3 separate regions of the Mus musculus genome follow, and all the other regions are linked to region 2. The links are chromatin loops, found by intact Hi-C in ENCODE. Cell type or tissue: heart. All regions are shown on one strand. Links, peaks and the distances in the headings refer to the core of each region. The heading gives the core; the rest is flanking DNA. Region 1 overlaps Dcp1a (decapping mRNA 1A). Region 2 holds the start of Mir3076 (microRNA 3076). Region 3 overlaps Cacna1d (calcium channel, voltage-dependent, L type, alpha 1D subunit).

What was found. Peaks named below come from ENCODE experiments on the same cell type or tissue, not always from the same donor. Only the 100,000 strongest peaks of a DNase experiment are listed, where the experiment ranks them.
Region 1: a loop joins it to region 2, with 2.4 times the contacts of the local background. A loop is called at or near these places in 5 of 42 quality-filtered maps.
Region 3: it touches region 2 in a loop (12-fold over the local background); 8 of 42 quality-filtered maps call a loop at or near these places.

What each region holds. Positions count from the first base shown.
Region 1 is chr14:30,517,825-30,528,052 of GRCm38, forward strand. Dcp1a (decapping mRNA 1A) reads left to right here. Exons shown (of 10, transcript NM_133761.3): 7 at 1,095-1,853; 8 at 3,766-3,831; 9 at 4,904-5,122; 10 at 5,402-9,232. The coding sequence ends at 5,482. Among named protein-coding and RNA genes, the nearest start is that of Tkt, 26 kb to the right of the region's middle. In heart, for the core only: no CTCF peak of the experiment used is centred there; no DNase peak of the experiment used is centred there.
Region 2 is chr14:30,568,946-30,579,173 of GRCm38, forward strand. Tkt (transketolase) reads left to right here. Exons shown (of 14, transcript NM_009388.6): 8 at 30-194; 9 at 1,011-1,167; 10 at 1,258-1,388; 11 at 2,018-2,101; 12 at 2,207-2,300; 13 at 3,263-3,385; 14 at 4,392-5,779. The coding sequence ends at 4,567. Mir3076 (microRNA 3076) reads left to right here and starts at 3,204; the gene lies at 3,204-3,263. In heart, for the core only: no CTCF peak of the experiment used is centred there; DNase peaks (open chromatin) are centred at 3,506 and 5,456; H3K27ac peaks cover 679 bases.
Region 3 is chr14:30,131,178-30,141,405 of GRCm38, forward strand. The region is part of intron 9 of Cacna1d (calcium channel, voltage-dependent, L type, alpha 1D subunit); the gene reads right to left. Among named protein-coding and RNA genes, the nearest start is that of Gm52106, 63 kb to the left of the region's middle. In heart, for the core only: a CTCF peak has its summit at 5,984 (motif pointing right); a DNase peak (open chromatin) is centred at 5,984; H3K27ac peaks cover 573 bases.

The DNA of each region.
Region 1 (10,228 bases), core at 1,167-9,166, 51 kb before region 2:
AGTACTTGAGAATAGTGGGATCTGGAGAATGTAAGACTATGAGGGAATGAGCCTTGTGAATTGATAGGATACTATTGTTGTTACTCCTGTAATTTATAAAGGGATTTGGATGTAGACTCACTGTAGGAGGATCTCTCTGAGTTTAAGGCCAATCCAGTCTACATAGTTCCAGGACAGCCCAAGCAGTGTGGAAAGACCTTGTCTCATAATACCAAACACACACACACACACACACACACACACACACACACACACGCGCGCGCGCGCGCGCTCCAGGTTCAGAATCTCACTCTAAATATAAGGCCATAGCAAAAAGGGATAAAAAATATATTCTTTATGCATGTGCATATGCTAGGTAAGAGTTCTACCACTAAACCACTTCCCCAACTTCTTTTTTTTATTATTATTAAAGTTTTATTTACTTAATTTATATGAGTACACTGTCGCTGTCTTCAGACATACCAAAGAGGGCATCAGATTCCATTACAGATGGCTGTGAGCCACCATGTGGTTGCTGGGAATTGAGCTCAGGACCTCTAGAAGAGCAGCCAGTGCTCTTAACTAAGCTGAGCCATCGCTCCAGCTCCCACACACACAAACACACCTCTAAATTCAGTGTAAATGTCTTCCTTTTTCCTCAGGATTCTGTAATTTGAGGGTGTAGGGGAGTCATGACTGAGTACTGAGTGGTTAAAGTTGCCTTAGGTGTTTAGGATCTGCAGTGCAGTGCTAACGTTCTATCAAGAACAATAAAAGTGAGCCACTTAGAGTTTGGTCCTCTCGCACTGGCATCATTTGCCAGTGTGTTACTAATGTGGACACTCGGTGTGGGTAACTTTGTTGTGTATAGCCCCAACCTTAGCCACATTCACCAGGGGAAACAGAGTAAATGCTAAAACTGTTCTCCGTACGGAACTTTGTCACTCTACAGACTTTGCTAGAAGGTGGTCTGAGCCCTGCTGCACCTCAGGTTGCTCCAGGCTGTTTTCATCCGCTGTCCTTGCTTCTCCATATGTGCACATGATGGAAAAGAATCCTAGTTACATTGGTTTCTGCGCCTCTCTTTGATTTTGTCACTTGCTTTTGTTTTTCAGTCTGCTCCGTCTGGTCATAAACATCTGACAGTAGAAGAGTTATTTGGAACCTCCTTGCCAAAGGAACAACCAACAGCTATGGGTCTAGAGTCAGAGGACACAGACAAGCTGCTGGGAGATGCATCACAGAAAGAGCCCAGCTCATTCCTCCCATTTCCCTTTGAGCAGTCAGGGGGAGCCCCTCAGTCTGAAAACCTGGGTATCCATTCTGCCGCTCACCACACAGTTCAGCCTGAAGTCAGCACCCCAGTGCTGATCACTCCCGCCTCCATTGCACAGTCGGGTGACAAACATCCCCCAAGCTACACACTCCCACTGAGCCCTGTCCTCAGCCCCACTCTGCCAGCTGAAGCTCCTACCACACAAGTTCCCCACTTACCTCGGAATAGCACCATGATACAAGCAGTAAAGACCACACCCAGGCAGAAATCTCCACTCCTGAACCAGCCAGTCCCTGAGCTAAGCCACAGCAGTCTGGTTGCTAGCCAGAGCCCCTTCAGAGCCCCGGTGAGCCTAGCAAACCCAGCTGGCACAGCCCTCCCAAGCGTTGATCTGCTTCAGAAACTCAGGTTGACCCCACAGCATGACCAAATACAAGCACAGCCGCTTGGAAAAGGAACCATGGCGCCCAGCTTTTCTTCGGCAGCTGGCCAACTGGCCACCCCTGAGAGCTTCATAGAGCCTTCTTCTAAGACAGCAGCAGCAAGAGCAGCAGTCTCAGCCTCCCTGAGCAACATGGTGCTTGCTCCAACCCTCCAGGTAAGACAGGAGCAGGAGGGCATAGAGAAACAAGACTACAGAGGCCTCAGCTTTAAGTGACATGAGACTTTGTGTGTGTGTGTGTGTGTGTGTGTGTGTGTGTGTGTGTGTGTGTGTGTGTGTGTGTGTATTTTGTGCAGCAGCCATACCCAACTAAAGATGATGTGTGTGTCTGTCTTGTCTGTCTATCTGTCTGTCTCCATGGTCTATAACTAAATTTGCTCTGTGGGGTGAGGGGGCCCTGTCTGTCTATCTGTGGTCTGTAACTGATCTTGGCATGTAGACTTGTACGCAGGTGTATATGCATGCGTGGGTTTCCAGGTTCTGTAGTAACTCAGATTTGCTGTGTAAACAGACCTGGAGGAATTTGCATTGGAAGGTGACTACATTGTAGTTAAGGAGTGTGAGTTATATTTCAGACCTTAGGAAGGCATTGAAAGGTTCTGAACGAAGAGTGACTTGTTGGTAATGTCAGAAACAGGAATCTGGCCACCTGTTCCAGGACAAGCTGTCAATCACTTTGCCTGAGCAGTAGGGGCCTGGGTTGAGCACTGTGGACAAGGAGATTTTTAAAGTATCCGGTCAGGGAGGCTTCGTGGTCGATTGGTAGAGAGGGTAAAGGAGAGGTTTGCCCTTCAATAGCAAGTTTACCAGGGAGAAAACGAGCAGAGTGTGATGATCACATGGCCACAGCTGGAAGGGAGTGGGGTGTGCTGCTCTGTGACTGCTGCCTGCCTGTCAGTATTTGGGTCTGACACAAGAAGGAAGGAATGATGTGCGCGCGGGCAGGGCCTGTGCTGTGTGTAGGTGTCACGGGCCAGGAGTGCTCTCGCTCCTCTTCCTTTGCTCTGATGGACTGACTGCAGGAAGAAACATATGAAGGGAGTTTGTTTGGGTTTCTGGTTGTGAGGGAAAGGGTTGCCCCACCTCTCAGTTGATCTGGAAGCTCAGGTAATGATCTGCACCTGCCTTCTCCATACTCAGCACTAGAAGACAGTGACGCTCCTGCATGCTGCTTGGCAGAAACCACTTACATATGTGTAAATACTCATTTACATGGCAATAGCTAATTTTAAGATCTTCTTGCCTGATATAGTGGCAAATGCCTTTAGTCTCAGTAGGCAATCTGTGATTTCAAGTCTAGCCTGGTCTACATAGCAAGCTCCAGGCTAGCCAGGACTATCCTTTCTCAAAACAAAAAAACCCTGGTCTGCATGGAGTTGTCTTGTGTTTACTGGGCAGCATTAATTCTTTCCCAAAGACCATGAGCATTCACACCTATAAAAACATAGTGAAGAAAGCTGAGGCAGAGGGGTCTCAAGTTAGAGACCAGCCTGAACAACCCAGGTCTCAAAACCAAACAACAAAAGGACCTTCTCTGTCTCTTACAGTATACTTAGGATGAAGGCTGTTTAGTGCCACTAACCAGACTCAGAGAACCTTTGAAGAGCTTGGGGCTGCGGACATAGTAGTCGAGCCACTTGCCTGTTTTATGCGAGGTCCTGAGTTCAGCTTTCAGTGCTGCAGGAGCAAATTCTTAATCATTTATATTGTACACATTCTGCTTGTGTATGATAGCTGCTTGAGAGGACTGAGGCAGGAAGAGTGCAAATTCAAGGAACCCTTAACCTCTATACAGAAACAAATCCCAGGACTGAGGATAGGGCTCACTAGTAGAGTTGACCCTGAGTTCAGTCGCTGTCACACTTTTCTTAGAGTCACCTGGCAGGTTCTGTCCACACATGCTCTCAAGAACCTCCACAGGAGCTGCTGCTGTCCGAGGCTCATTCACTGGGAGCATTACCAACAAGTTCCTCTCGGCTCTGAACCATTCCTTGATATTGCTCTGTCACATGCAACTAACTGAAGCTTGCTCTATCTCTTTCTCTGTTTTCCCCATTAAACATTTCAGTCTATGCAGCAAAACCAGGATCCTGAAGTATTTTCCCAGCCTAAGGTGTTACCCAGTGCCATCCCGGTAAGGATGCCCCCACCCCAAATTGTGTGTACCTGTGTGGAGGCCAGAGCTGGAACTGAGTGTCCACTTTATATATTAAATAGTCAGGGTCTCTGCTTGAGCCAAGCCAACTTACAGTCTCTACCCCCCTGTGCCTGGGCCACCATACCCATCCAGATGTCCTCACAAGACAACATAGTGCAGATGTAGCAGGCACTCAACCCACTTAGCCATTTCCCTAGCCCAGGGGGCCCCCCACCCCCAGAGATCACATTGAACACTTTTGGGTTCTATTGTTGTAAGATGGGTTCTTACTACCTCAGTGAAAAGCTGTAACATTCCAGCTCTGTCCTGTCTCAGATGCCCCTTCTGGGACAGAGTTGCTCTGCTTCTCGGCAAAATTCCTTGCTGTGGCTTAAGACCTTATGTTAACTCTGTATAGATGTCTTCTTGACTGTATAGAGGGTGTCAGGCACTGGGTGGGCCATGTGGATCATTTGTAAGTGGGTAGGTGCTGGGGCCTGTATCAACCTGGTCTCTCTAAGTAAGAGGTACTCCTTGACCTAGAAAGTGAAGAGTCCCAGGAGACAGGCACTGTCCTGCCACAATCCCTCACTTCTGATAGCAGAGCTCCTGAGCCTGCATACTTCACTCCTTCTTTCTCAAGCATCCGCCTTGTTATCCACCACTCCCCTTCATGCACCAACCTTGACAGACACAGTTCTCCATGGCACTTGCTCACCTGCTTATGAGCCTGTACCCCTCTCCTGGATTTTCAGAGGTTAGCCTTCTGTCTGCTTTAGGTTAGCCTGTCCTGTTGTGTGGCCATCAGTAGAAGTAACTAGCCCAGTTTTATACCAAAAAGCAAGCTAAGAGGGCTGGAGGGCTGGCTCTGTGGCTGCTGAGCGGCACCGATGCTCTTGCTTGGGGATCCAACACCCTCTTCTGGCTTCTATGGGTACCACACACACACACCATGGGCATACATGCTACCAAACCACCCATACACATAAAATAAAATCTTAAGGGAAGGGGGCAGGGTAAGCTAAGTGTCTCAGATAACAAAAGTGACTATTATTCTGTGTCCCGGCAGATTGCAGGCTCTCCATTGGTTCCTGCAACCACCACAGCAGTATCTTCAGTCCTGCTGTCCCCCAGTGTGTTCCAGCAAACGGTTCCCAGGGCCGCAGACCTAGAGAGGAAAGCCAGCTCCCCCTCTCCCCTCACTGTTGGGACAGCAGAGAGTCAGAGAAAGCCTTCCATTATCCTCAGCAAGTCTCAGCTCCAGGACACACTGATACACCTAATAAAGGTATGCAGGGTGTCAGCTTTGTCTTTAACTTTGTATCTTAACAAGGCTTAGTGTATATTGGTGCAAGTTCAGAAACCTGCCTTGGCAGTAGCCTCTTTCCCCAGGCATAGCCTCCTGGTGGAATAATGGCTGTAAACCTGGACTGTCATTGTAACTGCCTCTGGGGGCAGGTTACTTGGGGAATTAGTTCCCCCAATCAGTTCTGTGTTTTCCTAAGGGGTTAGCATGGGGTGAGTTCTGAGGAAGTAACAGGCAATGTTTCCTTGCCTTCTCTTCCAGAATGACTCCAGCTTCCTCAGTACGCTTCATGCAGTTTACTTGCAGGTTCTGACCAAGAACAAAGACAACCACAACCTATGACTGCAGTGAAGGCAATGTGAAGGGAGAGGGTCCGCCTCAAGACACGCAGGCTTCCTCATGGAACAGCTAAGCAGAGCATGGAGCTTGAGGAGCCTGAGAGCCTTGTCCGTAAGGATGTTTCCTAGAGACGTTCTCAGTGATGATGGAGGTTTCACTGTGCAGCATCACCAGCAAACCTTTGTTTGACAAAACAACAAGAGACCATTGTGTTGAGTGACGTGGGTGTTTTCATCAGCTACAAGCCAGTGGGTGGAATGAGGAGCCTGACTGCCGGCTTGCTTTCCAGGCCTCGGGAGGAGCCACCAGCCTTGCAGCAGAGCTCAGTGGAGCCCACGCCCTCCCTCCTCTACTCCTAGAAGAACTTAATGTCAGCTCACAGAGTAGCTTCAGGTTTTAAGGATCAGAATTTAAGTTGACTCTTTGGAAGGTATTTGTTCAAGTGAAGTATATTTTCTATGAGCACCCCGCTTGGGCCTTAAGACTTCTGGGATGTCTTTGTGTTCCGGTAAGTGTCCCTGGTCCTGCCCTGTGCAAACTCCGGTGAAGCACAGCTCTTGGGATAGGCCGGCTGGGCTCTGATGGAGGAGGCTTCACACCCTTGAAGCAGAGGCCGGGGCCACACAGATCCAGATCCTACCAGAAGGCTCCATTTTAGTGAACTCTCAGCAGTTTAAGTGTCAAGTTTGTGTGTGAAGCGCAGCCTTACTTTCCTTTTCTGTCTAAACACAGTTCAAGTTATTGTTGATTGTTTTCCTTAACACTTTGGCAAAAGGACCAGTGGACCATTCTGACAAAGCCATTCTGGTTCCATTCCTCAAATGTGCTGAGCAGTTTAAAGCTATGCAGAAAGGGAGCTGTGCTCACACTGCCTGCCTTCCTTCCTTCCTTAGTTGTAGACTCTGGAGTCAGAAAGCAAGTGTGAGACCTAGCACCTCACAGTATATCCTAGGCTGCGAGCTCTCTGGCCGCAGTCAGAACTGTAAAGATGCTTTGTGATGCTGCTATTGATCTGCCATGGTTTCTATTTATGCTTTTATGGCATGTAATGGTGTTTGGTAATATTTTAATGTAGAATTTGATTATTTCAGCAATAGTAATTTTGAGATATTCTTTGAATGAAAAGTGTCTTCGTTTCTATGATACAGGTCATTTTCTAGTATTTAACCAATTAATGCACTGCTTACTTTTCTGAGCACTATTTAATGATGGGTAAGAACCCAGTTGGCTCAACCAGCTAGCGTAAGGATTCGCTGTGAATAATGCTGACAGACGCAGCGGTCCCGCCGGGACAGTTGCTTAAGCTTTAATGGGAACTCAATCAAAGGCTCATCGATTCATTCTTTCTAGCTGAAGTTTTAGAAAATTACTTATTAATTACTTCTTTTACTTTGGTCTTAGTTTTTTAGCCTAAAGAACATTTTGATTGGCTTGTGCTGATCTCACCATGCTTCCTGGACAATGTTTCTGCTTCTAAGTTGAGTGTCTTCTCTTGTCTACCTAGTTATGTGTGAAGTGTGCAGAATTCAGGGAAGCTTAGACTTTTTCATACTAAGTTAGGGATAGTTTCATGATAGTGTGTAAATATAGCAACCAAAAATTAATTGTTCACGTGTCATCTAAGCAAGGTAAACTCATAGTGAGGTGATGAATGTTGCTGACAGTAGGAGGTGGTGGTCAGGGAGCCACAGGGCTGTTCTCATAAAGTGAACGTGCCTGTCGGCTTGATCACCCCCAAGTGTGGTCTCAGTGGACATCAGTAAACAGATGATTGAAAGCGTCTTCTCCATAGGTATGAATCTCACTGATGCTTTTGAGTGTGTGTAGTGTTATGTGAGGGTGAAGAGTGGGTACCCTAAAGAGCGTCTGCAGTCAGACCTGACACTTTCACACTTTAATCCTAGGAATGACTGTGATAAGCAGGAGAACCTCCGAGAAGGAAGGCTTCCTCAGTGTAGATACAAACTTCTGGGTGCCGAAGGGATGGAGACTTGAAGTGGGTAAACCTGTTTCAGCTCTGAGATTTATATGCTCCAAGCATTTACTTAAAATTCAGAAGCCAGAAGTTCCAGATCATGACTTCTAGGAAGCTAGGCCAGAATGAGTCCCCAGATAGCTGGGCCAAGCCTGACCATAGGTGCGGTTGGATGAGTCTGGCCTGAGAGTCAGCGCTGTTGCCTTATTCCTCATTCAGGCATATTGTCCAGACCCGCTGCTAGCTAGCCTAGCTTGCATGTTTACAGTGTCTTCTGGAACCTTAGTGTGACTGAAAGAGACGTTGGAGATACTTCTTGCTAAGTTGGCAGAATCCAGAAGACCTTATCAGGCCATTTGGTCCATCTGTATACACACCCCACCCCCTCACCCCAGTGGTCAAAGGGTCTGGGAAGAGCAGCCCAGAGTTTGTCATGCAGCGTTGTCTGGGTGTCACCGATGAGTGACACTGCTCTTTTTGTTGTAGTTAACATTATGTCTTTGAATGGGTGAACACCCCAGCTGATCCCCCAGTCCCTCTCAGGCTGCCTTGTTCCCTGTTGTTACCTCTCTGGGGCCCCGCTTGATCTACTTGACTTTGAGTGCTAAATCTCAAGTGGCCATCAGTATCAGGAAAGGCATACCCTGCAGGCTCCGTCCGGACTGTCCACAGCTAGCCCTGGACAGTGATGTTCATTCCAAACCCGTCAAGGCCTTAGCCCAGGCTTGGCTTAGATACCTAGGACCAGAGTTTGCATATGCAAACATTGGTTATATCTGTGGCCTGGATCTTCTTGTGGGAATTAATTATAAATGCCATTGAATCCACTAGTAAATAATCTTTGTAAACCATGCAGCTTTATTGCTCTCTTCCCCCAAAGAATGTCGTTTGAAATTTTCTCATTTCAGTAGTAGAGGCCGTAACTGCCATTGTAACACTGATAATGCAACATGAAACTCAAGGTGCCTACCTGCTCATACAGCGGAGTCGGCCATCATACTGCAACTCAGAGGGAAGAGAAGGAAGGGCACGGGCACAGGAGGACCCTGCGAGTCAGGCACTGAGGGGTCACAGCCTGCGTCGTCCTGTGTCCTCGTGGCACACCTACTGAGGACCATGTGTCTCTTCCTGCCTGACTTTGTTGTTCTTCAGTACCAGCATTGCCCGCCCTGTTCAAGAATCCAGAATGCTCCGGTCTGAGCAGAGCACCTTACAGTGGGCTTTGAAGGCCACTCACGAGGAGAGTTTCCATGAGGACCAGGGCCTCCAGGAGCCTGTGGGGTTTAGGTTTGGGGTTGTTTTGTTGTTTTTTTATTTCAAGTTTCAGCAGGAGAGATGTGCAATGTTTCAATAGGATTCCGATTTGACTTCACTCTTTCAAACGCTGCAATGCAATACAGATCACTTTGAAGTGGGGAAAAATGCAAAGTTGTGTTTCCCTTTTATCTGTGAATCTTTAAGACACGTGTTGTTGCTGTACGTGCTGAGTGGTCTTATTCTCTACTGCTTCGGCGTGGGGCTCCCATGACGTCATTGCACCGGGCTCTCAGCCCTTCCGGGGAGGCAAGAAGCCCCGCGCCACCTCGAGCGAAGCTTTTGTTCCGTGAGCGCAGTACCACCTCATTAACCTTTTTAGTGGTGTGGATTTTATACCATCTGTGTATGTTTGCAAATATTAAGTTATTACATGTTTCAAAATGAGCATTTTTCATCCTAAATTTTATATGTTTGCAAATATATTTTTTTAATAAAATTTCAAAACCAAGTTTTAGCACCTACTAAAAATTCTAATTGTGTTTTTTATTTAATCTGTAGAAATGGGAACTCTCAAATAAGGTGTACCTTGCCAGAGCCCTGTGCTGCTCAGGTGGAGTAAGGGCAGGGAACAAACCAGCCAACATCAAGACAACCTACATACCTGTTTTAGGCTTATGTTTCTCCAGAAAACAGCTGTTTTCTGAAGCCAGAGAAGCCAGACAGGCACACATGTTTATATGGGGCTGGGCTCTGTGGTTAAATTCTTGGTGCACAATCATAAGGACCTAAGTGCAGACCCTCAGCACCTGCCTTTTGTTCTGTTTGTCGCCAGGTTTGAAGGCATGCCTCTGTACCCCAGTGCTGGGAAGCCGCTGACTAGCCAGTTTAGACTACACACAGCTCCAGGTTCAGAGAGAGACCCTATCCCAAACAAAGTGGAAAAGTGATTTCGGAAGACAACTGCTGGCTTCCACACATGCCTACAGGCGTACATACGCAGGCGGATACCACGTGGGCAAAGGTGTGTGTAAGGAAGAGGTTTAGTGTGTCAGGTGACCACATTACAGCAATTGCAGGTTAAGATCGAAGTTGGCTTTCTTTATAACTGGAATCCTGCAATATTTAATGTTTCCTTTTTAAGTTCACCCCAGGGCTTTGTGTATTCTAAACATGCCCTAGCACTGAGCTACTCTGCAGGCACGGCGGCACACACACATGATGGCTCCCAGCACTGGGCAGGTTGAGCGTGAGATTTATGGATGAGACCTGTCTCAGGAGAGCAGAGGCAGGACGAGACCCTGAATCCAAATGGACCAGCCAGAGCTGCATAGTAAAAGCCTGCTTTGTTCTGTTATTGTTCTAAAAATCCTTTCTTCACTCCATCCTCTCCCTAACAAGTTACTCTAGAGTCTAGGTTCTTGAGTCATTGGTCTCACTGCTAGTCATTAAAAGCTAGAATTCAGCTGCAAATCCAGCTAGCTTTGGTAGAACACTTACATACACACGCACATACACAC
Region 2 (10,228 bases), core at 642-8,641:
GTCCTCAGAGCCTTTGCTCCTGCCCACAGATAGCCACCCGGAAGGCCTATGGACTGGCCCTCGCTAAGCTGGGCCACGCCAGTGACCGTATCATTGCCCTGGATGGAGACACCAAGAATTCCACCTTCTCGGAGCTCTTCAAAAAGGAGCACCCAGACCGGTTCATTGAGTGCTACATTGCCGAGCAAAACATGGTGGGTGCCTGGGTAGGGTGAAGGACACACAGCCACAGCTGCAGGGCTATCCTGACAGGTAGCAGCAGGCGGAAGCCCTCTTTCTCCCTCGGGCAGCCGTATTGACAGTGCTGAGTGACAGCCGTGGGTCAGCTGAAAGAAAACCACAGAGTAACTAGAACCCACATTGACCTTTGACCTTGGGTAGCCAATTTTGGGGATGATTATTCCCAAGGGAGGAGCTTGTATATAGGACAGATAATGGAGGTAAAGGGGACCTGCTGGTCTATAGAGCCTTTAAAAAAAGGGAGGAGGAGGCTCCTATGTAGCCCAGGACACCCTAGATTTCAGTATGTAGCTAAGGCTAGTTTGAATTCCCGATCCTCCTATGCCCCAAGTTGCTGGGATTATAGATTGCAACCATCCTGGTGTCAAAGGAAACTTGTTGATTTTTGGTCTTTTTTTTTTTTTTTTTTTTTTTTTTTGTTTGGTTTTTCCGAGACAGGGTTTCTCTGTATAGCCCTGGCTGTCCTGGAACTCACTTTGTAGACCAGGCTGGCCTCGAACTCAGAAATCCGCGCCTGCCTCTGCCTCCAGAGTGCTGGGATTAAAGGCGTGCGCCACCATGCCCAGGAAACTGAGTTTAAGAGTTTTGAAATAATCATTTCAAGTCAAAGGAGTTTGGGGCTGGGAAACAGATGACAGAGCCACGGGTACCCAGGCAACTCTCGAGGGTTAGCATACTAGGATCGCAGCCTCTTCTGCCTCCCACATGTGGCCTCGGGAGGGTTCTGGGCTCCCTGTTCTTCAGGGCTAATCTGGCCCTCCTGCCCTCAGGTGAGCATTGCCGTGGGCTGTGCCACACGTGACCGGACAGTGCCCTTCTGCAGTACTTTCGCGGCCTTCTTCACACGGGCCTTCGACCAGATTCGCATGGCCGCCATCTCTGAGAGCAACATCAACCTCTGTGGCTCCCACTGTGGTGTGTCCATTGGTGAGTTCAGACCTGTTGCTAAGCACCAGTGCGTGTGGGAGGGCACGCTGGAAGCTGGAGCCAATCATCAGCCTCTTTTCAATACTCCAGGGGAAGACGGGCCCTCTCAGATGGCCCTCGAAGACCTGGCCATGTTCCGGTCAGTCCCCATGTCCACCGTCTTTTACCCAAGCGATGGAGTTGCAACAGAGAAGGCAGTGGAGTTAGCAGCCAACACAAAGGTTAGTCGTGTGGCTGTTCTTTTGGAAGCTAGCTCTTCCACAGAGGCAGAAGAGGAGGCCAGCGCAAGGTAGAGCTGGTCACTTGCTGCCTAGGGAGGCATTTCCTGGCCATGTCCCTCGTGTGTGTATACCTTAAAGAAACAAGACTGAGAAAATCAAAGCATACCATTCGTCATGCATCATGGCAGACACTGCCAGCTGATGGGCACTCTGCCAGCTTGACCACTGGTGTTTGCCTTCCTTGGGTTGAAGGACAGTAACCCGAGTCTCTGGTCCAGGACAATAACTGACTTGCCTCAGACTGGCATACAGAGTTTCCCGTGTCCCACCCGAGAGCCGGGGCCAGCCTTACCGAGGCATTCTGGGGAGTAGCCCCACTGAGAAGCCAAGCCAGTTTACCTTTTAGAAGTTGCTTCCAGTCTGAGATTAGCCAGGCTGTGGGTGCTTCTTCTCCTGTGTTCAGAGGTACCAGCTACAGGGAACCAGCCCCATCTCTTTGCCATAGCGCCAGGACACAATGACTGTGCCCAGGTTATAATTGACTGACTAAATGAGGCTTGTATCTAGGAAGGGTGGCCCTCTAGAAGACCAAGCTGTCGTGTTTCTCAGTTTATCTGTTCCAATCCCAGGGCATTTGCTTCATCCGGACCAGCCGCCCAGAGAATGCCATTATTTATAGCAACAATGAGGATTTCCAGGTCGGCCAAGCCAAGGTCAGTGCCCTTCGTGTATGAGAACCCGAGGGAGCCACCCACCCTGCTGCTGCTTCTACTCTCAGACCCTGCTCTGGCCCCTCACTGTCCCCATGTCACCCGCAGGTGGTCCTGAAGAGCAAGGATGACCAAGTGACAGTGATCGGGGCTGGTGTAACTCTGCATGAGGCCTTGGCTGCTGCAGAGAGTCTAAAGAAAGGTAAGAAGAAAGGGACCAGGGAGGTCACAGGCTGGTCACACAGAATCTCTAGTTAAGTCATGATGACAATAACTGAAGCCACCCTTTGAGCCATTACGCCATGTCCATGCTATGTTCTAGGACTGGTGACTATCCTCACCTATGATCCCTTTGTATCAGATCGGAGGCCATGGAGCCTGCCAGGAAAACTGAAGTCACAGCTCAGCCGGTCACTAGTTAAATGACTTATTCACCGTCTTTGTGTCTCCGATTCCCCACGTGTAAACTGGCACTTAGCCTTTATGACTGTCCCAAGGCCTTAGGTGTGCCTTGGCATTCATACTGTTATTATTACTATAAGTATAATGTTGTTAGCTAGTGATACCGTAGGGACAGAGCGTCAGCCTCGTCCTCTCAGTGAGATCGCCAGACACGTCACATCTCAAGCTTGTGAGCACCAGGAAGCAAAAGGTGGTCCCTTGGTTGGGTGACCTGAGTGGCCTGTGCAATGTGGGGGTGAACAGGACTGAGGCTGTAGCAAGCTGGGCCTGAGAGGTCAAGAAAGCTCCACCCAGACAGGGTGTCTAGGCAGCTGGGTGTGGTGAGGTGGCTTTTATTCTGAGAAAGTCACTCTGGCTACAGCTCTTCTCCCCACTATCCCAAAAACCTTTATGTTAGATCAGATATCTGAAGTCTTCCTTTTATCTTCAAAGGCATAGGAGGATAAGAGCCCCATAGTCTGCTCTAACAGTCGGTCCACAGGGCACCCAGCTGACCACTATCTCTCCCAAACAGGAGAGAATAGGGAGAAGAGCTATTCTCAATGGTGAGAGTAAGTGGACAGACAGCTAGCCACCAAAGAGTAGTTCTTCTTAGGCCCAAGACGCCCCATTCGGGATAAGGGGCCATTGGAGTTCTGTTCTAACACAGGGGAAGCTCAGTGCCAGCCTTTCTCTTAGCCGCACTCTGGTCTTCCCTTGCAGATAAGATCAGCATCCGGGTGCTGGATCCCTTCACTATCAAGCCCCTGGACAGGAAACTCATCCTAGACTCTGCCCGAGCAACCAAAGGCAGGATCCTCACCGTGGAGGACCACTACTACGAAGGTAACTGGGGCTGCACCAGCCTGGCGAGGGAAGGCCAGAGAGAGCAGTAGGGGAGGCAAGAGGTAGACACCACTTTAAGTTCCTCTGAGGACAGTCCGCCTTTGCCACTCACGGCCTGGCAGGGGCTCGGGGAGTAGAGCCAGCCGGCAAATGGGTTAGCTGGATCCCTATACCAAAGCCTAAAGCCTCAGAAGAGGCCAGGTCTCAGCTATACTGATGAAGGCTCTGGGTTTTCTGGCCACAGCTGAACTCCTGGGCCTCGTATCAAGGAGGTAAGATGGCTGGACAGGAACAAACAGGAAAGACAGTACCGAGTGTCTTCTTGAGTCCTCTATAAGTGCATGCCTGTTCTTACAGGAGCCTCTGAGGAGAGACGAGCTGAGACTCTAAGGTCAAATGCACAACTTGTGGGAGTCAAGCTGACCCCCAGCTGTACCATATGTGTGCACACACATACTAGATAAAGAAGTGTTTAAAGTATTAACTCAAGGAGCAGGGAAGACCCGGCAGTCACATAGCCTTCGAAAGCATCTATAGGTCCCCAGTGTCCTCTCCTGGCCTCTGAGGGCGTGGAGCAAGCATGTGGCTCACAGACATGCAGGAAAAACACTCGGTACACGTTTAAAAACAATTTTTTTTTAATTACATAAAGCTAAATGTTGAGGCTAAATCCCAGGACTCAGAAGGTGAAGACAGGTGAATCTCTGAATTCAAGACCACCTTGAGCTACATAGGGAGTTCTAGGCCAGTCAAAGCTACAAACAAATAGATGTAGGGCTCTGATGGTAGAGTCCTTGCCTTGTGTGCATGAAGCCCTAGGTTCAATCCCCAGCACTGTGTAAAATCAGGCAAGTGGCAAAGAAAAAGTGACAAAAAGAAAGTGCACATCTGGACTTAGAATAAATCATGGGAACCCTGGTGGATTAGTGATGTCTGCTCCGGCAAGGGCTGTGTCTTTGTCATCTCTGGCTCAGGACTAAGACCTCTCTGACTTTCCTCTGCACAGGTGGCATAGGAGAGGCAGTGTCTGCTGCCGTAGTGGGTGAACCTGGAGTGACGGTCACTCGCCTGGCTGTCAGCCAAGTACCACGAAGTGGCAAGCCAGCTGAGCTACTGAAGATGTTCGGTATTGACAAGGACGCCATTGTGCAAGCTGTGAAAGGCCTTGTCACCAAGGGCTAGGGAGGGCATGGGATGCTGGGTGGGTGAACTACACATTCCAGGGAGGTTCTGGCAGAGGTGGCGAAGGTGTACTGAGTGGGGAGGTAAATATATGTTTTGAGAAAAAAATTAATCCTCAGACTCTTTTTTTTTTCCTGTGATATAAACATATCCAGTGCCAGTATGAGAAGGAGACTGGGGAGAGAGGGAGAGAGCTGGCTCTCTAGGCTTGGGGTCAGGATCTAGGTGTCCCCTGGATCTAGGTGTCCCCTGGAATCCCCTTCTCCAGTTCAGCCTCTGCAAAGCCACAACTGCTCCCACCAAGTCATAACTGGGGACACTCATTGCAGCCTGCCTTTTAGCCAAACTAGGATCCAGCCCCTTCCTTTGCCAGTGTACCCTAAATGACACCATGGAGTTCCCTCCTGCCTTATAAAACCTTCCTGGGCCCTCCATAGCTGCACCATGGCCCCCAAGGTCCCACAACTCCTCCTTTTATGGGTGGTCACTGCTGTTTCCTAGGAATTCCGCAGTGCCCTTAGGGAGGATGGGGCCCATTTGTTGAGCTATGTGCATGTTTGCCCTTTGTCGACAAACTGCTCAGCTAGCGAGTTGCCTGGCCCGATCCTTCCATGCCAGGGAACTGTATGGTACCAACTCCAGAAACAGCAGAGCAGGTAGGTTGTCTCAGGGAGATGACAGAGACTCCTCAGTGGGTGATCTTAGGGCACACCCTGGGAGGCCTTGAGCTCCGCATGTCAGGAACTCTCCTTCACTGAGAAAAGAAGGCAAGCCATCTCCCTGTCAGGACAATTGAGGAACTTCTCAGCCACGAGTTTTGAGTCTGGACATAACTACAATATGTTATGTAGTTCTGAACAAAAACAGTAAAGCTTGGGTGCTTGGTCACCACCTGGTGGCCATTTATGGTACTACAGTGCTAAGCACACCCCTACAGAGGAATCTGAGGAAGGAGACTAGGGATGGTGTTTTCTGAACTCTGTAAAGCTCACAGCAGGTGGAGGTGACAGTGACATTACTGAACTTTGTATGCATTTTACTTAATCCTTACTACAAGAAACCACTTTAGAAGGCATTCCACTTGGCTGAGTGCTAAGGATTGGTCTATGTATTGCAATGCTAAATTCTGTACCCAAAAGTCTACAGGCTTTTATTGTGCAAACCTTCTTCCTTAATTTAAAACTATTGTTTAAATAAAATGGCTACAGTCAATTACTGGAGGATTAGAGGTAGGTGGGATTGGGAGTTGAGGTGGTGGGGGGAATGGACCTTGAGCACATGGCCAAGAGAAACTGGCAAGTGTCTGGGGCACACGGCTGGGGAGGTAGCCAGGCCAGCAGTTAGGAAAGTAGATTAGGGGTTACCCCCCAGTAATGGTCAAATAAAATAACCATTCATTTATAACCTACACGGAGATGAGCTTAAGTTGGCTTAACTACAGCCCAGTATGCAGAGTAAAGGACTGCACCTCGGGTTTTTGTGGCTACCATTTTTGTCCTTGTGGCCTCCTTAAAGGGGATGCTATGTAGTCAACCATATGTAAAAGTCCTTGTCCTGTAGGACGATGGAAGGTGCCTGCAGCTTAGTGCCCTTTGTGTCAGCAAAACTGCTGTTCTCCCTAGAGGTTATAGGCTCATGAAAAGATGTTTCCAGAAGAAAATGGGACAAGTACTCCCAACCGTAGCACCGGAGAGGGTCTGCTGCACCCACCTGCTGCTGCTTGTCTGTGGGCCCAGGGATGTGCAAGGCTGAGTGAGGGGTGAGGGATAAGAACTAGAAATGCCAGTGCCTGAGCTGGTGCGGTGCTCTGAGGATTTCACAGGTGCCTGGGCCAGGCAGCAGAATTGTACATAGATGGCTTCAAGGAGCCTGTATGAGGTTCCTAACATGGCAAGAGGTAGGGGTCTGGGGAACATGTGACTTCCAGAGCAGAGATGGGGAAGGTGGCTTCTCTCACCTTCAGGCTCTCCACGGCCTGCACTCTCTTGAGGAGATGGTTAAAGCTTAAGCAGGCAGCCAGATAGATGCCTGGGGAGTAAACGGGCAGAGGTGCTCCTGAGGCACAGTCACCTAAACTCACTCAGTCTACAACATCAAACACCTGGCATTTAGGGAGCCAGGAACTCTGAGGAGTAGGTGAAGCTGCTGTGGGTTTGGTTTGGTTTGGTTTGGTTTGGTTTGGTTTGGTTTGGTTTGGTTTGGTCTGGGGTTTTAGTGAGAAGCCTTCTAGAGTGTGCTGGAATCCCAAATGCCTAGGCCTCAGGAACCTGAGGAAGCCTTTACTTCTTCCTCAGCCCTTGGGACGGTGAGAAGACCGCCATGAGCACCTGAGGCTTCCTTGTAGCTCCTGGGCCTGGTCAGGGCCAAGGCTCAAGGCTGCACAAAGGTAGGACTTTCCCTGGGCCAGCGAGAGCCTCCTGTAGCCGGCTGAAGCAAGCAAGGTCTCCTGTCACTCACACCACGTGGGCACTGGGACATGGTAACAGGAAGAAAGTGCCTTGCTCATTTCTCAGTCTTCAGCTGCATAGGTGGCAGGGCTGGGGAGCCTCGCAAACCTTCCAGATCACAACTGTAAAGGAGCAGCTCTCTCCAGTCCTGCCTCCAGTCCTGCCTCCATCCTCCTGCACTGTGGAGGAAGAGTCCTCTCCCCAGCCTCCTGTGCCTCATCCGTTGAATGGGAATAAAGGCAGCTCCCTTGGGCTGCCGGGAGGATGAACTATGATACATTCCACAATACCATCAGTACACTGTCCGGTAAGGGCTCAGAGATGTTGCTTTTCAGAGCAGTTCATTCAGGGCAAGCAAGTAGCCTTTAGCACCAGGTTTCCGGTGACTACAGACATGGGGCTGCCTACAGTTAACAGTGAGTCAGGCCCAGAACTCAGGAAGCTGCCCGGCATACTTAGCTGTTAGACTTTAAGATGACTGTTATTAACATTGCCCTGTCAAGTTTACTGAGATCCATGCTGTACAGTTCACCCTTTCAAAATAAAAGTCAATGGTGTTTTAGTAGACTCACCAAGCTGTGCGACATATTATCACCCCTGAAGAGGGAACATGCGCCTTTTATCCACCATCCCCCTGGCTGCCATCCACATTTCTGGCTCCAAGGCTGGGGTGACATCCATCCTCACCTCTCCCAAGCACCCCTTCCTTCCTGGGTGTGTGCACGTGGGAGGAATCTGGACCTCTGCCCCTCGAGTCCTCCCTTTGAGAGTGGGAAAAGGTGAAAGCCATAGCGGTCTCTGGATGAGAATCCCGAAATCAAGCCCCTCGGGCAGGGGGCTGGGATTTATTGACATGTGGATTTGCAGTATTAGTCACAGAAAATAAGTTAAGTATAAAATACAGGCAGGAGTGTTAGCCACAATGCCAGGGACTCCGGTGGAGTCAGCTTAACAGATGAAAGTCTGAAAGCTTTCTCATGAGAAAAAAGTTTCAAGGAAACTTTCTCCCGGATCTTTGGCTATTTCCCTAACCCATAAAATTAATTTTCCAAATCCACTTTAGTCTAGTGTATGGATCCACGTGCACTCTATATAGCTTTACCTTATAGTAAATGCCTTTTAAGATTGTATTCTAACATAGCTAAAGCCTTTTCCCAGTGTTCTTAGACTCCAGATAGCAGCAAGGAGCTTTACCCATTCAGTAAACAATTAAGCACTTGCCATTTTACTCAGCAGTTTACAGATAGAGACTAAAATTCTCACTGAGATAGAAATTCTTATTACAGACTACATTCCATGCCAAGAGCAAATTAGTATACTATACTGAAATTAGACAGTCTTCAGATATTGATAAGAATTAACGAGGCCTAGAGAATTTTGGGGTCAGTGACACTACATTATTCTTGAGGCGTGTCAAGAGTTAACTACCCTGAGGCAATTAACTCTAAGTGTAAAACTCTTGCCTGGCAGAAAGTGCTAATCTCTAATGTAAACATTTATCTGGTCCCTACAAATTCCCTTTGTAGTCACTCCCCTTGCTTCTGTGCTTATCTCTGGTGGTGATATACATTTATCTGGTTCCTTTTGAAGTCACTCCTTTTGCACCTGGAATAATTCAATGTGCCTTGTTCTGCAATTTATTCTGTATTATAAAAGTCTGATGCTCGACTGGTAAATTACATTCAGATCCAACACCACTCGTGTGTCTGGCTGTTTGTCCCATCCTAATCTCTGCCCATCTACTCTAGAGACTCTTTCCTACGCAGGCAGAAGGGACCAGAGGGCCTGCGGCACCACAAGGTTTCTCCAGCCCACGTGGTGGCTCAGTAGACGCCCTCAAGCCAGGCTTCTTGACCCTCTGTATGGTGCAGAAACAGGAACTCACCCACAGGCATCTGAGTGCCGATTGGAGGAGGCCCTGCAGCACGGACATAGGCTAAGTCGTCACTGCCTTGGGGTGCATGAGCCCTTTGGTCCAATTGACAAGGCAGGAAAACTTTGTCCCAGGAGCTGTCCCTCAAGAGCCCAAGCCTGACACAGGAGAGAGACATTCCCAGCCCCCTGGACTGGGACTAACAATGTCCGGAAGTACAGAGGAGTCCAAAGCTATAGGAATGTCTTGTCTTGGGCTCCAGCTGCATAGTAAAACACAACGGAGGGGTTGGAGAGATGGCTCAGTTAAGGGCACTGGCAGCTCTTAAAGAGAACCTGGGCTCAATTTCCCAGAACCCACATGGAAGTCCACCATTGCATGTAACTCCAGCTCCAGGAGATCTGACGCCTTCACACAGACACACATATACCAATGCACATGAAAGAAAGAAAAGAGAGAGAGAGAAGGAAGGGAAGGAAAGGAAGGAAGGAAAAGAGAAAGAGAGAGAGAAAGAAAGAAAGAAAGAAAGAAAGAAAGAAAGAAAGAAAGAAAGAAAGAAAGAAAGAAAGAAAGGGAAGGAAGGAAGGAAGGAAGGAAGGAAGGAAGGAAGGAAGGAAGGAAGGAAGGAAGGAAGAAAAAAGGAGAGTTTAAAAACCACAATGGAGGGCTGGTGAGATGGCTCAGTGGGTAAGAGCACCCGACTGCTCTTCCGAAGGTCCAGAGTTCAAATCCCAGCAACCACATGGTGGCTCACAACCATCCGTAACAAGATCTGACTCCCTCTTCTGGTGTGTCTGAAGACAGCTACAGTGTACTTACATATAATAAATAAATATTTAAAAAAAAACAAACCCACAATGGAGAGCAATAACCACATCTGTGAGAGCCAACGAAGAAGGGTGGGATAAGAAAATTCAAATTTGTCGGGCAGTGGTGGCGCACGCCTCTAATCCCAGCACTTTGGAGGCAGAGACAGGCAGATTTCTGAGTTCGAGGTCAGCCTGGTCTACAGAGTGAGTTCCAGGACAGCCAGGGCTTCACAGAGAAACCCTGTCTGGAAAAGAACCAAAAAAGAAAAAGAAAAAAGAAAATTTGAATTTGCTTTTTTTCCCTGTAAGTGAGGAGATGCTGGGAAGAGTGTGGGGGACCCCAAACCAGCCTTTATCCATCGTGAACTATGGCTCCTCCCTAGCCGCATACCCCACTTACAACAGCTAACCTAACTCTCCTCTTCTGTATATGTCCTCTAGCTCCTACCCATAGGCAACCTGCAGCTAGAGCAGATCTGCATAGAGACCATTCCAAGGAGCAGCAGGGAGTGGCTGGGCCCTGGTGGGGAAT
Region 3 (10,228 bases), core at 1,254-9,253, 440 kb before region 2:
TGTGGTCAGGCAGTTCCCCTGAGCAAGGACACCTCAAACTTCATCTACAAAAACTGTTAGCAGTGCCTATAGAACGGTGGTGGACACTGTGAGCCCCAGTCGAGGCTGGGGGTGGGGGTGGGGTGGGACTGGGGGTGGGGGTGGGGTGGAGGGTTACTGTTCTCTCTACTGACTGTGTGGCTTCCATCCCTGCTGAGGAGAGAGAGAGAAAGCTCACTGCAAGGAGAAAGTGGGACCTGACTCATAGACCCAGAGGTCAGAGAGCCCTGTCTCCCAAGGGCACAAAGGGAAGTCCCTGAGCCCTTTGTGAACACACAAGAAGCTGAGCTTGTCGCTGCGGGAGGCTTAGCAGCTACATCCAGGCCCAGGTTTCAGAAGCAGAGGCCAAATGAACACCAACTGATTACACTCCTGGGACTCTCCTGTTCCTTTTCCTTGAATTCAAAGCAACCAACTACAAACCTCCATTCACTTTGGAACCCATGGTGGGGGGAGGGGGCGGGACACAGGGAAAGAAACAAATTAGGAAGTCTCATCATCTGACACAGGAATATCCTTCAGCAAGTACTCCATTAAGACCCATGCACTCGCGTACACACACACACACACACACACACACACACACACACACAGCCCCCTTCTCCTGTCTGTTCTATGCTCCCATCTGTAAGACTAGGCTGTAATATCATTGTAGCAGCTTGTTGCAAGTTGCCCCTTGTACTGACAGGTGCGGAAGACCACACTGGAAACTCTTTTCAGATCCCACCAGGAGTCCCTCTCTTTGTGACCTGGGATAGCTGCTGGTTTCTGAGGCTGAGGTAGCATAACATGTGCTGTGCATTTGGGGGAATCTCCAGGCCCTGATCTGCCCCACTCTTCATGAGAACATCTGCCTCTCTTTGAACTTCAATTTCCTAGTGATAAAATGGCAGTGTGAACCACACATTCAGGGCCATTTCTGTCCATATTAAGTGCCCCCACAATTCTCTTATTTGTCATATTGAAACATTACTAGTTTTCAAAGGTAAACTTCTGAACAGAAGAAGTCTTGTGGCTTTTGCACTCTGGAGGTCTCATGCATGCCATCGTCAGTGCAGGATGTGGCTCTTCATCCCTATAGCTTCATTTTACAATCTGATGGGGGCAGGTAGGTGACGGCCGGCCTGTGACCAAGGGGCCACATCACTCTGCATCTCTGGATCTATGCTAATTATTAGTGAGCCACTCTTACTGAGTGCTTAGAGTGCCACTCTTAGCTGCTTCCCAAGGCTGTGCAGGCAGAAAGGCAGGAAACAAACCCCACACTGTGAATGGCAACCAACACTGGGAACTGTGGAGCCCTGAGGCCAGGCTACACAGAGGATGAGGAGGCCTCCCTGCCTCAGACTCTCCCACTCATCCTCTGGGGTGGTAGGACAGTACCAGAGAGTATCATGTGCTTATCAGTCCTAAATCTAACTCCCACTTGTGGCCTGGCTTCTCTCTGCCTCCATGTCTTCATCTATATGGTTAAGAGCATCTGCCTCAGGGCTGTAGACACACTGGGTGTCAGTCAGGACTGAACAGGCTGTAGGCACACTGGGTGTCAGTCAGGACTGAACAGGATGAGGCACACTGGGTGTCAGTCCTGGCTCCAGGTCATGGGCAAGGTGTCCAAGCACAGACCCTGCCAATGGTATCAGAAAAACTCTCCGGAGGATCTCTGAAAGCAAAGCACTCCAATTTGTGGTCATTTTGCCCAGGCCCCTCTCGTTGCTGTCCAGGAGCATCTAGTGTGAACAGCCAACTATACTTCTGAGTTAGTGTGGGCTACCACTCTGTGTATTTTTTTTTTTTTGACTTAAGAGGAGTTACTGTCTAATTTAGCATGTTGTAGGGACAGCAACCCTGCAGTCACCATCATTTACAGGGTCCCCAGGAGTGTGGTGTCTATTCCAGAATGATGTCATCAGGGCTCTGGAAGGGAGAGGATGAAGACATTGTGTGCTTGAACCTTGATCAGGTCCCTCAGTTTGAGCAAGGGGCCGAAGCTCTGCAGAGCTGGGTAGCCCGGTGTTCAGCTCCACCCACCCCCTGCAGAGGTCTGGCTGGGGTAGGGCTGTGGGCCTGGCTGGGGCGGGGCTGTGGGCCCAGCTTCCACATTAAGCATTTTATCCTCCATGGCTACACACCGCACATTTACTTTCATGCTAGTGACTGAGTAGAGCCTCCTTCCTGCACTTAGCCCTCAAAGGTTCTCATCTACACTTTAAAAACGACCAAGACAGAAGAATCCATCAGTGTTGGAAGAGGCTCCTGGAAGTACACAGCAAAGGACGTGAGTGCCCAGATGACCAAGCAGCTGGCTTGCCACAGGGGTAGTCAGCTCACTCCCATCCCACTCAGGATGCACCCCTGTGTGGCACACCATACCCACAGTTTCAGTAGAGATGCTTAAGTAGGCTGATATACCACAGGGTTGGAACAAGCTTAAATGCTACTGAGTATTCCCATGTCTACACACTACACCCAGCAGACAAGCCCAGTTCCTGGAGATAGTAACAAGCTGTACTGGTGACTATTGCAACTCTATAAAAGTCAAAGCAGGAAGGATTACAAAAATTCATGTGATAAACCCGGGGACAGGTGCATTTCTCCTAAGGCCTCCATGGCATCTTATGGAGTAACTACCCTTCTTTCCCCAGCAGGAGTCAGTGCTGGGGCTTTGCTAGGGTTTAGGCAGACCTCTCAGAACCTCCTGCTGTTTGCAGATGCCAGTCACCCCCTACAGGAACACACTAGGGCCATCTGCATAGGGAGGAGTTACAAGTCTGTTTCTACTTCAGGTGTTGGACCTCTGGGGAGAGCACTAGAAGCTGGGGGGCGGGGAGGAGCTGGGAGGAACCTGGGTGCCGCTGCAGGTAGGGGGATGTTGGAAAGCTGCCTAGCTCATCCTTGGTGGCATAGACAGCCTAGGCGAGGCGCTACCTGGAGCCACTCCCTGAGGAGGCAGGTCACTGTTTTTTTCTTTAACATGGAGGAGTACCAGGCCTGGCTTCCACTCTGAACTATACTTCACAAAATAACCAAATGATGGACATTTCTCAAGCTAGCACAATACCTAGTATCCTTAACCAACGCACAGATATTTCCTCATCAACTTTCACTCTATAAACTACGTGTTTCACAACCATACTTGTCAGCTGTACAAATTCAGAGGCAGGCATACACAAATGCATTTGCACACACATATGCGCACGTACACACACACACATGAGTCTATGCAACTGGGCAGCACCTCGGAGTGGCATATACCAATTCACCAGGTCATTTCTTTCAGTGAGGTCAAAGACTCAGAGGAGCAGTCGGGGAGCCTGGCCTCATCATCGCATAACTAGGGCATGCGTTTGTTGTGTCTGTGTTACCTGAGCCGCAGGCCAGTATCTCCTCCAAGATCCAGTTACCTTTGACCAGCTCTCAGGAGGAACAGAAACACCCATAGCTGTCTGGTTTCACTACTGGCCCTTGAGGACTGAAGTCTCCCGACATTTTCCCAGCCCTTCAAGGAGACCAGGACCTGAGCAGCACTGGGAAGCCACTGCCCACCACCCACTCAGGAGTTAGGAGCCCTGCGGCCTGCCCAGAAGAACCTGAATCCAAGTCCTCTCCGGGCCTAATATCCAGGAGATAGAACACAGCATTTGAGCGGCTCCTCAAGAGCCTAAGTCAGCCCCAGGAGCCCCCTGACCCTCCAGCCACAGCAGCCCGGAAGAAGGCTTTTCAATACGCCACACTGAGCTCTTCTGCAGTCCTTCTGAAAGCTGTCACGACAGCAGCTGCTTGCATAGATGTCCTGGGACTCTGAGTGGCTTGCTTTTAAAATTATTTTACCTTCTGAAAAATGTTTGTATCTATGTTAAGTGTAAACGTAAGCCACACGCATGCAGGTGGCCAGAAGAGGGCATTAGATGCCCTGGAGCCGGAGTTACAGGTGCCTGTGACCTATACAGTGCTGGTGCCCCACACTAAACTTCCCACCCCTGTAAGAGCAGTGTGTGCACTCAGCTTATCACAGAGCCTTATATCTCCCCTTCTCAGCACAAGCTCTCGCCCACACTTGGGGATTTCTTTTAGTACTTCCTGATGCTGCTAAGCTTCCCAAGGGATGGGGGCAAGAGGTAAGGCTGGATAACGCATCAGTGGCAGGACTGTGCTCCTTCCCCAGGAACAGGGGTCTGACCCCAAGCTCTTCTGTCCTTGCATCATTTTCATGGCAAGCATGAGCAGCGTCGTGCTGTGACAACACGGCTAAACCCCAAAGTCCCAGGTGGCCCCTGAAGGCACCGCTACATGCTTGTGCTAATGCGTGTTGCTCACACAGAGCGAGGGATTTCTATGACGCAGCCACATTCACCTTGGGAAATGTGGGTCAAGGTCAGACTGAGGCCTCCAGGTCTGAATCAAGACCTGGAGTTGTGCCCAGAAAAACTACTCTCTTTGTTAGAGAAAGAGAAAGGTGGTACTGTGGGAAAGGTGGCACAGCAACCGAGGTTCCTGCCCCACCATCGCCAGCAGAGTCGGTCTGTGTTCCCAGCAATAGAACGGCCATTCCTCACTCCAGGAAGCCAGCTTCCTCAAAGAGATAAGATGGCTTCCTCTCTCTCACATCGTCAAACCACCCCAGAGGCCACGCTGCTACTGAGGTGAGTGGCCCCCAGGAGGGGTTACCTCTCTTGACAGAGGCCCCAAGGCACTCATCAGCATGTTGTAAATACTAAACCCAAGCAGGTCGGCTTCATCCTTGGCCTATATTGGTGTGCAAGCTTTACAGAGTTCTTCCTTCTCGAGCTTTTAGGGCCCTGTGAGCCAAATGCTTTCCATCTGACTATCCCCTGATGCCTTTCCTCTTCAGGCCTTCTGAGGAGGCTAGGATTCTAACACAGACAACCCCACTTAACCTCTGAGCTCAGCATTCTCACACTGCAACAAAACCATGCCGTGTATCTCTCTTCTGGGTGAGCGGCTGGCGCGCAGCTGGCTATCTGCCTCTGCAGTCCATGTCTTCTCAAAGATTTTTTCCTCTTTCTGACTGGGGTCCATCTTGGTGTCAGCACTAAGCTGTCCATGCCAAGGTATCCAAGCAAAGCGTGCACTGCCTCCCAGCTACAGCAGTGACCCACAGACAGCTGGGCAAGCTGTTCTTGGTATACACATCTCTATGTTAATGATCCTGGATGCTTTGTCAAGTGGTTGGGGACGGGGTAAGGGTGCGGTCAACAGTATTTAGGACAAAACTTTATATTTAACTTTATACTTCCCAAATAAGGCTATTCTCATTGAAGAGAACTGAGTGCCCCCAGATGGCTTTTGTTCTGTTTTTGGTTGGTTTTTTTTTTTGGGGGGGGGCTACCTCCCTTACTCTTGAAGCTGAGATTACTAGCTTTAGCATGGCCTTGGGTAAATGAGCCAGCGACGCCCAAGAAGCAATTTGAAACATGTAGCCTGGAAAAAAAAATCAGCCAAATAACATTATTGGAATTTCTAAACAGTTTAAACTTAAAAGCATCATTCAAGGAAAAGCATTTCCAAGCGTGTCTTCCAGGCTAAGAATATTCACACTGAATCAAACGAGCTCCCTCAGTTGGCTCAGAGGCTTCTTCATAGGCACAGTGCAAACGGAAAGGTGCCATCTCAGTGATGCCACACGTTTGAGGGAAAAGGCCAAAAGACCAAGCATGACCAAGCATCAGAGAAACCAAGCGATTAAAACATAGGCACTTTCCACACAGCGCATGCAGCTCACGCAATGCCTATGCACAGGGAGAGGAAACCAGAAACGTCAGGCAAGGAGCCTCCACAGAGCAAGAACACCTCAGCAAGTTACCGTGATCTTTAGCCCTGCGTTGTCGAAAGCAGCAAAACTTCCTTTTCTTCTTATCCTCTCTTAGCAGATCAGCCACCGTGACCCCTTCAGGTTGAACACAGGCAATTCCATTACCAGACAGTAGAGGGCAGCAAGAGCAATACAAACAGGGCAGCCTAGCAGGCAGGCAGGCAGGCAAGCAGGCGGGCAGAAAGGGCAGCAACAGCTGGTCCAGTGTGGAACAGCGGAGGCCTGAGGCATGTCGGCATGTCTCCAATCCACTTTTGCCACCCACTCCTCCTAGCTAGGAATCTATAGCTCAGGATCTGAAGGGTTGAGGGCATTTGTCAACCTGTCCCAGAGAACCTATTCTGAATGCGCAATCTACTATCTAGTTTGTGACACAGGTCTCCTATGTTTGTCCTTGCATCTAAGAAAGTGCTTAAGGAAAGTGCCCTTCAGGGAGTCAGAGGCTCTGGGTATGAATTGGGAGTGTGATGCCAATCAGGACTGGTCTCTGGGGCAGGGCAGGTGGCAGTGAAGAAGGTGGGCTCTGGACTCTGACAACTGTACCTCCCACTGCTGTATGAACATGGATTGGTTACCTAGTGTTGCTTACTCGTGAGATATTAGCAAGGACTGGGCCATTGCTAATGAGTTGCTGGAGAAGAAGTAAATGAGAACCAAGGTAAGAGAAGCGATGTGCTTCACTCCAGCGACACATGACCACCCATAACTGTTAGCATCCTTGTTACTAAAGCCCCTAATGGTCATCGGGTCACAAGGGAGACAGTCACAGACTCTCTGACATCTAGCAGTGCTGCATTTCTGAACTCGTGCCAAGCCATCCAGCTAACCTCTAAAGTAGAGTCTACATGTGCATGCTCAGAAATGGGAGTGCACAGGCAGTATAGGGGGCCATATTGGGGCCTGCAAAAGCATAGGAACACGGGCCTACACCTTAGTGGGACTACTGCATTTCTACAAAGGGCATGCTCTCTCCACACTGCAAGTTCCCCCTCCCCAACCTAACCCTGAAGAACATGGCACAAATGTTCCAATACCCATGAGTTGGAACATAGCCCATGAACAAAGCTGTGTGAGATCTCTGAGACCTTGTGAGAAAACTCTAAGTAACTAAGACAAGAGGTCTTATAACCTCGGTGCAACAGGATGTGGGTTGTTTTTGGAATGCGCTTATGTCCCCTTCCTGGGTGTAGTAGTGAATAGGAGTGAGCTCACTTCAGACTATTCATTACAACTGGCTATTGTTACTTGTTTACTCCTCCAAGGAAAAGCATGGTTTTGCCATGTGTGTCTTGTCCTCCTGACTGTACACTTTTCTCAGGTGACTCTTGTTAACCCCCAGAGTATAAACTGTCTGATGCTCTGAATAAAGCTGGCTATTGCATGGGACTTTACTCCACCTTGTTTTTTTAGGCCCCACTCTCCCAGGTTCACGCTGCTACCCTGAGCGCCAACAGTGGTGGGTTCCAACTCCAGTGCAGCGCTTCACGACTGCGCAGCCTCGGGAGGCTATGTAAGGCTGGCACACTCTGATTTCCTCATCCATCAAGTTCCTGTCTCATAGAGCAGTGTGAAGAATAAGAACTCATGTGCCCATAGCCCCAGGAACAGCATCTGATACACACGAAATGCCAGATAAATGCTAATTGCCGCCCCATGACCTTTGAGTAAATAAATACCAGACTGCTTAAGCTTGTGATGAAAGCCACACGGCATGTGCTGATTTAATCGTCCCAGGGGAGAGCAGGCCAGGGCAGATGACAGTGGGCACTGCATCCAACCTCTGACCCCAGGGCTGGCCCTCCCATCAGTCTCCCCAGTCATAGCACTGCCAGCTGCTCCTCCAGAGAGGGTAGGTGACCTGGACTCATATTTATCGTGAGCCACCTACCTACTGCTGCTGTTTCTTCTATGGTTTTTGGTAGAATATTTTCATTTCTAAACTTCTTTGGGATACTTTGTGATTAAAAAGCTGTCTTATAAATTAAAAGAAAAAAAAGAAATGTGATTTTCTTTTTCTTTTCTTTTCTTTTTTTTTTTTTTTTGTTTGTTTTATTTGAGATAGAATTTTACACATCCTGGAGCCTGGTCTCCAAGGGTAACCTTGAACTTTGTATCACACTGTCTCTTCTTCTCCAGTGCTGAGATTATGGCATACCATGTCCAGTTTATAAGGAGCTGGGGACCAAACACAAGGCTTTGTGCATGTCAGGCAAGCACTTTACCAACTGAGCTGCATTCCTCAAATACAGTCTTTCAAAACAAGGTCAGCAAAGCACCATGGTGTTTATTTACAAACAGCTATGCCACCTGTGACTCTCTGCTGACCCCTGAAACAAACCAATGCAGGAAACCAAACAGACAAACAAAAATCAGGTAGCACTGGCCAGGCAGGCAGCCAGGGTGACCTTCTGCACTGAGGCCCATGGTAGAAGAAGCAATGAGAGGTGGGTGGGCAGTGGCCACCACTCTGGGACCAACAAGGAAGCAGGCTACAGTCAGGTACTCTTGTGGGCAATGGGGGCAGCAGGTACCCGCTCCTCCTTTCTTTGGGTATCAATTATTACTACTTAGAGGAATTACTGGTCCCTAAGAGTCCCCACAATAAGGCTGCCCTGATTCATTTGGTCAGAATTTTAGAATGGGCTCCCTTTTAAAATGGTTTCATTATTTTAAAATTTTTTTAAAAAAATTAACCATGACAATGAGAAGAGATTAAAATAGAATTTTAGGCTTCCAGATTTTAATAGCCCTAGAATAACACCATTGTTCATGAAGAAGCAGCTGTAAGTGTCCAAAAAAAAAATCACACACACACACACACACACACACACACACATGCCCCACAGACTTGGCAGGGTTTCTTAAAGAAATTTGAAGCTCAGCAAAAAGTTAAATAAATTATCCTTGAAAATTCCCCAAATGCTCAGGAGCTACCTTCTGAGATAATTTTGTCTATTCAATTAATTGTGGCGCAGCAGCTTTCTAATAGCAAGTTTACACTGTGGATATCTTAAATAGCCCAAGAATGCTCACAGGAGACTTCCCTGTCATCAGCATCAGATACCTAGGATAGGGCCCTCCAGACAATTCTTAGACCCATGAGAGATTCAGCCACTGACACAGGTCAAGACTCAGAGATTCCTAACTAGGGCTCCCTGGGACTAACTCCCAGGAGCACACAAAGAGAGGTCCCCTGCCATCTGCTTAAACAACTAGGACCTCTGAGCCAGGGAGTGAAAGAGATGAGACCCTCAGGTAGATTGTAAAGTACAGTCAGGGTTGGACACTCAGCCATGACTTGTAGACCAGAGATCAGAAAATCGGAGCACTTCCCAGAGTGCCTGACTTCAATCGGCTCCCTGACAGCAAGCCCAAGAACCCAGAAGTGGAGCTCCACAAAGCCTCCCTTGCAAGTTCACTCTTGCACTCCAGCATTGCTGGGACCTCCTGGCCTCTAAGAGTAGCCCGTTGGTCTGTCAATACAGCAACAGCTTCAGAGACTGGTCATCTCATAGTCATGTTCTTTATAGAAAGTGACAGGACACAGGTGAGGCCAACCTCACATAAACAGTGATCCTGTTAGGACCATCAGAAGACACCAAGTCCAGGAAAAACCATGCTTCATAGCACAGGTCATTTATGAAAACAAAAACCTCTACCTCGATGGACAGTAGCGACCCAAGAGGCTGAGTACAGTCTAGATCTCACGGTGGAGCAACAAGGACATGACAAGCCAATGGCATGCAAGGGGCCATCTGAGTGACACCTTAAAAGCAGGAAAGAAGGTGCCCGGCTGAGAACAGGAGACCATCCTTTCTCCAGATTATACGCGGCACACTGTCTTAGGCTTCTGAGGGTGAAGCGGGGCTTCCACGGGTCAATGCTGCAAATGAAGAAAAGGCTGGATAATGCTCTGAACTGGCTAGTTTTTGTCAACTTGACACAAGCTGGAGTCACCAGGGAAGAGACAGACTCAGCTGAGGAATCGCCTCCATCAGTGACAGACTCAGCTGAGGAATCGCCTCCATCAGTCTGGCCGATAGGCAAGTCTTTGGGGGACATTTTCTTGATTGGTGAGGAAGGGTCCTGCCCACAGTGGACAGTACTATCATCCCTGGACAGTGGTCCTGGGGTCTATTAGAAAACAAACTGAGCAAATCAGGAGGAAGGAGCAACCATATTCCCCATGTCCTTGGCTTCACTTACTGCCTCTAGGTTCCTACCTTATGTTCCTCTGCTCTGACGTCCCTCTTGCATGGACTATAAGCAGTCAGCTGAAATAAATCTCTTCTGACCTGCCCACTGTGGCTCACTCTGCCTTCGAACCCACTGTGCTCAACCCAACAGAGTCCCGGA